Regions from separate parts of the Homo sapiens genome. Here regions 1 and 2 are each linked to region 3. A link is a contact called in ENCODE Hi-C or POLR2A ChIA-PET data. All regions are on one chromosome and are shown on one strand. Each heading gives the region's core, a stretch centred on a gene start or an enhancer-like site at or near the end of the contact. The rest is flanking DNA. Distances are from core to core; before and after follow the strand shown.

What was found. A loop is a pair of places that touch in the nucleus more often than their neighbours do. ChIA-PET counts read pairs that join two places held with the same protein, here RNA polymerase II (POLR2A). Pooled maps may share reads with other maps.
Region 1: a loop to region 3 is called in a pooled map, with 2.0 times the contacts of the local background. The contact joins two enhancer-like sites. A Hi-C loop is called at or near these places in 1 of 50 pooled maps. POLR2A ChIA-PET finds 5 or more read pairs at or near these places in 2 of 52 experiments (AG04450 and BJ).
Region 2: a loop to region 3 is called in a pooled map, with 10 times the contacts of the local background. The contact joins two enhancer-like sites. A Hi-C loop is called at or near these places in 6 of 50 pooled maps. POLR2A ChIA-PET finds 5 or more read pairs at or near these places in 3 of 52 experiments (Panc1, activated T-cell and endothelial cell of umbilical vein).

Annotation. Positions count from the first base shown.
Region 1 is chr15:85,615,537-85,618,608 of GRCh38, reverse strand. The region is part of intron 8 of AKAP13 (A-kinase anchoring protein 13); the gene reads right to left. Among named protein-coding and RNA genes, the nearest start is that of LINC02883, 140 kb to the left of the region's middle. RefSeq lists an enhancer at 479-648 and silencers at 2,317-2,366, 2,427-2,476. Within about 2 kb of position 1,773, at least 5 of the 41 ENCODE cell types and tissues checked have a DNase peak (open chromatin) inside an H3K27ac peak, as active enhancers do.
Region 2 is chr15:85,666,553-85,669,626 of GRCh38, reverse strand. The region is part of intron 13 of AKAP13 (A-kinase anchoring protein 13); the gene reads right to left. Among named protein-coding and RNA genes, the nearest start is that of LINC02883, 91 kb to the left of the region's middle. RefSeq lists an enhancer at 1,370-1,539. Within about 2 kb of position 1,451, at least 22 of the 41 ENCODE cell types and tissues checked have a DNase peak (open chromatin) inside an H3K27ac peak, as active enhancers do.
Region 3 is chr15:85,356,892-85,360,136 of GRCh38, reverse strand. No RefSeq gene overlaps it. Among named protein-coding and RNA genes, the nearest start is that of MIR7706, 22 kb to the left of the region's middle. Within about 2 kb of position 1,981, at least 12 of the 41 ENCODE cell types and tissues checked have a DNase peak (open chromatin) inside an H3K27ac peak, as active enhancers do.

The sequences.
Region 1 (3,072 bases), core at 524-3,023, 260 kb before region 3:
TCAGGGACAGACTTACTTCAGAATGCATTCTCTCACCTGAGACATTCTCTTACTTGGATCATGAATGATTTGGGAGGGAAAAGGATGAGGAACTGAGGGAAGCAAAAAGCAGAAAGGAGTGAAGAAACAAAAGAAAAAGGGATTAAAAAAAAAAAAGGATTTCTCTTTCTAGGAGCTGCTGACATTTTCCTTGAGTTGTCCAGAGTAGTCCTTAGCTAGGCTGTGAAAGCAGTGGCTCAAATACCACAACAGAAGGGGAGAGGAGAGATTTAACACCTACATTTCTGTTGACATTGCAAACAAAGTTGGTGAAAAGGTTTTTCAGGAGCTAAAAAACGGATATAGAAAAAGGGTATAGATGAGTTGCTGTGTCCTCAGGCCAGATATTCAAGTTGCTGACCAGCTTAAAGGAGGGAAATACAGCAAACCCTGCTAAGAAGACTGTAAACGTCTTCCTCAACTTTCTATTAATACACCCCAGCTACATACAGGCTTTATTCTGAAATAAAAGCCATAAGGTTTTATCTCCCTATTCCTCACTGGTTCATCCGAGGAATGAAGGCGGACAACCCCTCCCCTTCTCGTGCCCCAAGTGAGCCTTGGCTCTGTAGTGGTACCAACATGTGCAGTGAAACAGATGTTGCTTTTCATTACAAATGAGGCTACAAAACAGTAGAAACAAGACGATTTGACAGAGATTTAAAAGTTGTAAATAAAATTCTTGCTCAGGCTTATCAAAAGCATGGGAACTTGACCAGAGATTTACAAATACTTCCAAACTATGTGGTCTAGGGCACAGACAGAAAGAGCCTTTAGGCTTGAATGTATAGATAAACTGATACTTTATTATCTTTTCTGTAAAAGCTTTCACCAAGCTAGAATGTAGAACTCGCCCTTCTTCTTTTTTTGAACACAGAGCTGCCTCCCCTCTGTCCTCAATATGGTTTGTTCCTCACTGCCACTCCCTTCTGTTTTAATTAGAATCAAATGATTCCTGCTTCCAAGGTTCCCAGGCATCTGTCTCTCTAGGGATCAGAGATGGTTTAATCACCATTAAAACCCTCCTACCGGCTGGGCGCGGTGGCTCACGCCTGTAATCCCAACACTTTGGGAGGCCAAGGCAAGCAGATCATGAGGTCAAGAGATCCAGATCGTGGCCAACATGGCGAAACCCCCATCTCTACTAAAAATACAAAAATTAGCCAGGCATGTTGGCACATGCCTGTAGTCCCAACTATTCAGGAGGCTGAGGCAGGAGAATCGTTTGAACCTCGGAGGCGGAGGTTGCAGTGAGCCAAGATCGCGCCACTGCACTCGAGCCTGGCAACAGAGCAAGACTCCGCCTCAAAAAACAAAAAACAAAAACAACAACAACAACAAAAAAGCTTTTCTACCCTATCCCTGTCCAGTGACTTACATGCAGATAATTTATAACAATGTAACAGATATTTTGTGACTTCTAGTGGAGGCAAGCAAAATAAATAGGTAACAAGGTGTCTGTCTTCAGGAAGTTTTTAGGAGAGAGAAACTTGTTTCAAAATAATATAATTTTCTGAAAGAGCCTAGATTACTGTTTGAGACATAAAGACTAACCTTTTTATTTCTAACTTCTGGCTTTGTGCCACAGGCTGGAAAGCTAGATTTCCTGCTCTTTCTGCATATTAAAGGACAATTCCTTACATATTCTGTTCCTTGTTGGAGGACAAATACCCTGGGTGGGAAACAAATGCTCTGGGTGGAAAAAAGAGTCTGTGTTGCTTTCCCCTCTGGATCTGCTCAGCACTCCCCAACAGAAGACAGAATCTGCAGTCTTGTGCTTTTGCAGTTGATGTGACAATTCCAAGTTTTTATCAAAAACATCTGGAACCATTGAACAGTAATTCTGCCAGGATTTTGAAATACAGCAACCAATCATTTCATATCTAAACCAGAGCTGAGAGTTACAAATTTAAAGGAGGTTCTGAGTTTATTTCCCTTTTCTTTTAATTTGGGGAACCTGTAGTAAAATATTTTATTATTTACAGCCATACTACTTAACAGTAGTTACTTACAGTATTAATTGTCTTTCCTTTCTTTCTGCAGCCTCCATCCTGCCCTCTATCCACACAAATGGTCCCAGATTCTTTAAAAACAACCAGTGCTTTTAATCTGTCTCATGCCACAGGGCCAACATGCAATTATTAAAGATTCCAGAAAATGAAATATAAAAATATTTTATACATCTTAATTTAGCTATAGCATTTGTGTTCATGAATTAAATTTTCATTTGATTTACTTAACTACAAGATCTAGCACCTTACCAAATTGTTTAAGCATTCTTATGGGTCAACACTGTGGCTGCTTTAGTTCCAGTTAGGGCAGAAGCCCATCTGGAGTCTCACAGCAAAGTTTCTGAATTAGGACACCACCTAGTGGGGGATGCTGAAGACCCAAACAGAACACCAAAGGCCAGTGAATATTTTTGTGGGGGTGTGGGGATAGGGGTAGGGCTCATCTTCTGCTACTATGTATTTTTTCCTGAAACCCCAAAGTGAACATAAAGTAGCAGCATGTGAATGGACACTGGTTAATGACTCATCAATGATCAATTTTACTCTCTGCAGAGAACACAAGGTACTAAGTGAAAATCAAGGGTTCTTTGTCTTCCTAGGTGTGCCATTATCTCACTGAGCAACTTGGGAGATACTAGTTTGACCCTCTGGACCAAGATTTCCAGAATGGAAAAATTAGAGATTCAACGCTAGGTCATATCTGAAGATCCTTCTTGCTCTAATATTATATACTGCCAGTCTGAGACTAGGAAGTTATCACATGCCATATAGTTCATGGGATACGGTAGTTTCAGAGGAGAAAGAAAAAGGAATTGAGACATTCTCTTAAAACTTGCAGAAAACATTATTCCTGCATAATGACACTTTCTACCTTTGTTCTTCACATGAAATGGGAAGGAAGGAAAAGTTTACCACAGTCAACAATTTTCATTAATCTAAACTTAAATATAGTGATCCATCCAGAGTTACACATATGTTGGTGGTAAAATGTATTAGAATACAGATAAAACATTTAGCCTCC
Region 2 (3,074 bases), core at 202-2,701, 310 kb before region 3:
AAGGCAGTGAAGAAGCGGGTGAGAGCACAGGCCTTGTGGTCAGACAGACTTAGGTTAAAGTCTGCTCCTGCTACTTAACAGCTGCTCAGTTTCAGAGAAGTTACTTAGCTTTTCTGAGGCTTAGTTTTCTCATCTGTAAAATGGGGATCATTAGAGTATCCATTCTTTACAGTGGTTCTGTATCCCTCATAGCATCTAACAATGTTTCAAACTTAGTAAGTACTTAATAAATATCTGCTGGATGCATAATCACTTAAAAATAATTTCACTGGAAATATCAAACTACATACAATACTTGTTCTTTGAAAATCTAAATATTTCTTCATACAGATATAGTAGAATATCAGTAATAGTATTCTGATTTTACTTTATTTATTATTATTTTTTTTTAGACAGAGTCTCACTCTGTCACCCAGCTGATGTGCAGAGGCATAATCTTGGTTTACTTACTGCAACCTCTGCCTCCAGGTTCCAACAATTCTCCTGCCTCAGACTCCTGAGTAGCTGGGATTACAGGTGCGCGCCACCACGCGCAGCTAAATTTTGTATTTTTAGTAGAGATGGGGTATCACCATGTTGGTCAGGCAGGTCTCGAACTCCTGACCTTGTGATCCGCCTGCCTCGGCCTCCCAAAGTGTTGGGATTACAGGCGTGAGTCACCGCACCCAGCCTATTTTTATTTTTGAGACAGAGTCTCACTGTGTCGCCCAGGCTGGAGTGCAGTGGCATGATCTCGGCTCATTGCAACCTCTGCCTCCCAGGTTCAAGCGATTCTCCCGCCTCAGCCTCCTGAGTAGCTGGGATTACAGGGGTGCACCACCACGCCCAGCTAATTTTTTGTATTTTTGGTAGAGACAGGGTTTCACCATGTTGGCCAGGCTGGTCTTAAATCCCTGGGCTCAAATGATCCACCCATCTCAGCCTCCCAAAGTGCTGGGATTATAGGTGTGAACCACCAGGCCTGGCCTCTGATTTTAAATAATTGGAAATTGAGATTCAAGTAAAGTGTCTTAAGATCACAAACAAAACAACAGTGTATCTGGAAAGAAGCCTAAATCTCTTCCCTATCCTCTTCTAAGATGATAGTGATTCTACATGAACGTAAAGGTAACTGAAATTTGATAATTTAACTCTCTCAGTAAATTCACAGCAGCTTTGAGACCATGTAATCCAACCACCTGCAGAAGTTCCTGGTACAACATCCCTGAAAGACAGTCATCTAGTGTCCACTAGCACACTTCTGGTGATAAGAGCCCATTCCAATTGTTAACTGACTTTATCATTAATCCTTTCCCTTCACAGAATGAAATCTGCCTCCTTATGACTCACATATTGAAAGGGAAGCAGTGAAAAATCCGTTACTAGCATGAACTTGACTCACTTAGGCCAGACTTCTGATTATTTAGAGCTTGTTTCATGTGTAACCATGGCAGCTGAGGCAAACAGTTGCTATGTTTCAAATACAACTGTGAGGTCTAAAAAATGACCTCAGTGAAAGGCAGAGACTTTTAACAGGAAGTTGGCTACAGGCAACTCGTCTAGATCAGAGTGAAACAAGCAGCTCAAATGCCTACTCTGAGGTTCCATACAAGATAAAAACTATGGGTAAGTAGAGATTCCAGGAAGGCTAAGCATAGCAAGGCACTAAAACAACAACTTTATCTAGAAAGACTGAATCAGAAAGTCCACTTCAGAAAGACAGTCCATTTTAGAAACACATCAGTAGTAGTAACGTCTTACTAAAATGCAGGGTTATCTGTCAAATTCCCGGAAATATCCATCTTAGAAAAGGTATCACATAAATAATATTAAGAAAATTAAATCATTCTTATTTCCTCCTTGAAAACTCACCTACTCCAAAAACCTGGAAAAAAGCAGAGAAATTAATAGCCAGGAACTCTTGAGTTTAATACTGTTCAGCTAATAGCCACTTACACGGCCTTAGGCAAGTCATTTAAATGAGCTGGAGCTAAATCTGAAGGGATATGTCAGTCTTGGCCTATGATTCTGTTTACAAATCCACAATTTTGGTATTTTACCTCATCTTGTAAATGATTTCCAAAGGATTCTATAAATTTGAAATGCAATTTATTTTAAAGATTTTTTCACTGTTTATTTACCCTTAGCAAAGCTGTGCTCAGTAGCCATCCAAGAATTGTTCCTATTTTTTTCTTCCTTTCTCTGTTACCATTAGGCTGAGTAAATCTAAATCACTTGCTTCAACAAGCATATTCTTCATATTCTTATTTTTTCTAACTCCTTCTGAAGTATCAGAACAAGTAGAAAAATTTTTAAAAGGGGCAAAATTCACTCTTCAACTGATTTTCATTATGCCTAAATCTCTTTATTTGTCTGGTCTCACACAAGCATAAGTGTTACAATAATTACTAAGATAATCCTTCAGTGTCAAGTTTATATTTGGTCATGTTAGTGCTTCATAGTAGGATGCAATAAAAATTTAAACTTCTACACAAAGTCCTACTCAGCAAATCAAGGAAGAGGTTGTCAATGTTTTTGTTTAATTAGAAATGTATCATTAGATTCTTGCCTCAAACTCCAGTCATCTATTCAAAAACAGTTTTTTTTTAAATTGTAAGTGTTTCATTTGGAGGAAATAAGATGCATCCCAGAATGCTTTCGTAAATTAATCAGTCTTCTGACCCAAGAGGAAGAGAAAAGACTTGCAGTGAGGTACAATGATATAAAAGCAAATAATTTGAATTCTCAACTCAAAAGCTCCCCAAGGGATTGTCAAAAGTGGTAAGTGATAATGAGGACATCCAGAAGATGAGAACTAAGAAGTCACTTTGATTTGGCTGACATGGAAATCCATGACCTTCAAGACAGGAGTTTCAAGAGACTGGTAGCAGCAGAAATTAAGAGATGATTAGATGGTGATAAAGAGAAGGCAAAGGCCAGGCACAGTGGCTCACACCTGTAATGCCAGCACTTTGGGAGACTGAGGCAGAAGGATCACTTGAACTGGGGAAGTTGAAGCTGCAGTGACCTGTGATGGCACCACTGCACTCCAGTATGGGCGACAGAGTGAGACCCTGTCTCTAAATAAGTAAATA
Region 3 (3,245 bases), core at 732-3,231:
CTCCCATCTGCCCCACTTCCCACCAGGCCTTACTTCCAAACAGCAACACACACACCCCTCACACAGTTCCTGAGAATTCTATCTGGACGCTCTTCCTGAGATGTGTTCAGCACCCTGTTTTTGCCTTCATATACCTCACAACAGTCTTATTTGTCTGTGTTCCACTCTAAATGAGACCCACACCTCATTTATCTATCTCTAGCTCCTGGTTCAGTCCCTAACACAGAATAAGTACTTAATCATTTTTATTGAATAAAAGAATAATTGAATTGCCCATTTCCGTTTCTGGAATACACAGTGTCTCAGGACGCCCTTCTGTGAATTTCTGATCAATGAATCCTATGTTAGAAAGAATAGATGACTCTAGACCTCTCAAAAGGACTTTCAAATACAGAAAGAAGTTCAGGTCCGCCCAGGAGATTGGGCGACCAAGATACAATTAACCATGAGTCAAACACTGGCTTGTGCACTTTAGTATGTATTTTCTCATTTAATCTTCCTAACAACAGTTAAGTGTAAGTCTTGTTTTCTCCATCTTATAGATGAATACGCTGTTCAAAGCCCAAGCAGCAGGGAAGTCTTAGAGTTGGGGAACTCATTTCCAGATTTTTTTTTTTTTCAAGACAGTCTCACTCTGCCCCCAGGCTGGAATGCAATAGTGCAATCATGGCTCACTGCAGCCTTGATCTCCTGGGCTCAAGCAATCCTCCCACCTCAGTCTCCCCAATAGTTGGGACCACAGGAATGCAATCATGCCTAGCTAATTTTATTCTATTTTTTTTTTTTTTTTTTTTGTAGAGTTGGGGTCTCAACTATACTTTCCATGCTAGTCTTGAACTCCTGGCTTCAAGTGATCCTCCTGCCTTGGCTTCCCAAAATGCTGAGATTACAGGTATGAGCCATCATGCTCAGTTCATTTCCAGGTCTTTTTTTTTTTTTTTGAGACAAAGTCTTGCTCTGTCTCCCAGGCTGGAGTGCAGTGGTGTGATCTCAGCTCACCGCAACTTTTGCCTCCTGGGTTCAAGCAACTTTTCTGCCTCAGTCTCTCAAGTAGCTGGGATTACAGGCACCCACCACCAGGCCCAGCTAATTTTTTTGTATTTTTAGTACAGACAGGGTTTCACCATGTTGGCCTAGCTAGTCTTGAACTTCTGACCTCAAGTGATCCACCCGCCTCGGCCTCCCAAAGTGCTGGAATTACAGGTGTGAGCCACCACGCTCGGCCTTTTTCCAGGTCTTTATGATTCTAAATTCCTGTTCTCTTTTCATATAGCATGAATGCACAACTTCTTTTTCTTTCTCTAGGAGGATCTGGGTGAGGGGAACATTTCTGGTTTGTCTTTTGAAAGAAATAAATGCAGATTATTGAGACCTACAGGAGCCTAGGTCTGTCTGGGTTTGCAGTACAAGGTGATCCTGACCCTCCCCGACTACAGTATTTACTCATGAAGTTCAGATTCAGAGAAAGAGGTTGACCTAGAGAAGATGGAGCAAACCTGGACCAAGGAGACACTTTTGACAAGACTTTTCTATTTGGTTTAAGCCTCTACAAACCGATATCATTGTTTTTAGTACAGCATGCACTAATTGCATCGATATTTTATTTTTGGCTAGTTCATGTTGCAGATATTATTTAACAATATAAATAAATATGTCCCTTCATTTTGGATGCATTATACACATCTTTCCTGAGTTCTTGAATACAGTGATGAGCAGAATTGAACAGGTGCATTTCCATCTATGTGGCCTTAGGATTGTTTCTGCTAGAGTAGAATGAAGTTTGGTAGTTTGGTCAATGACCATAATACCACTCACCTATCCAGTCTGTCTCTCTCTGGCACATTAGCACTGCCCTTTTCCCCCAGGGAAGTCCACTTTAGTCCACTGGAATTTGTGAAACCAGCTGCACCTTGGCAAGCCCTGGCCTGGGATTAATTTGGCAGGGAGGTTATTCTGAGAAGTCTCTGACTCATAACTTTGGGGCTAACTCTGAGTACCAAGCCCCAGCCCTGCCCTCTTTTGATTTTTCTCTGTGCTGATTCATTCTGGGTTGGGACTTTATTGTCAGCAGTCATAATTGTATATGGGTGGAACTTGGTTTTTAAATATGGCAAGGAGCCAAGTCTAGGGCTTCTGCTAGCTTTGTTATTAATTGTGTCATTTTTTATTAACTGAAAAAAGGAAGAAAAGAAGGGATGATAGGAAGTAGAGAAAAAGGAAGTAAAAAAAAAAGAAATATCCCACTGACCCAAGCTGAAACCTATTCTCTTCCACCTTCTATATTTTCTCCAAGCCCTTGGAAAGACTTGTCCTGAATCTTGCTCACATGAGAAGAAGCCAAGTGCAGTAGAAAAAGTACAGCCGGGCACAGTGGCTAATGCTTGTAATCCTAGCACTTTGGGAGGCCAAAGTGGGCGGATCACCTGAGGTCAGGAGTTCGAGGCCAGCCTGGCCAACATGGTGAAACCCCATCTCTACTAAAAATACAAAAATTAGCCAGGCGTGGTGCTGCCTGCCTGTAATCCCAGCTACTCAGGAGGCAGAGGCAGGAGAATCACTTGAACCCAGGAGGTCGAGGTTACAGTGAGCAGAGATCATGCTCTCCAGCCTGGGTGACAGAGCGAGACTCTGTCTCAAAAAAAGAAAAAGAGAGAGGATAGATTTTGGGGTTAGCATATCTGAATAATTGTATGATCATAGGCAAGTTATTTAAACCTCTTTGAAACTCTGTTTCCCAATCTGTAAAACAGCAATAATATTTACTTTTAGGGTTGTCATGATGGTTAGAAATATTCTGTATAAATTGTCTGGTACATTAAAAAGCATTAATAACTTGAAAATATCATTGTTATAGCTATTTTTATTTTTATTTTTATTTTTATTTATTTATTTATTTTTGAGACGGAGTCTCCCACTGTCGCCCAGGAGCGCAGTGGTGCAATCTCAGCTCACTGCAAGCTCCACCTCCTGGGTTCAAGCCATTCTCCTGCCTCAGCCTCCCGAGTAGCTGGGACTACAGGCTCTCGCCACCATGCCCAGCTAATTTTTTGTATTTTTTTAGCAGAGACGGGGTTTCACCGCGTTAGCCAGGATGGTCTCGATCTCCTGACCTCATGATCTGCCTGCCTGGGCCTCCCAATATGCTGGGATTACAGCCGTGAGCCACCGCGCCCGGCCAATATCTGAATAATGGTATGATCATGGGCAAGTTATTTAAACCTCTTTGAACCTCTGTTTCCCAATCT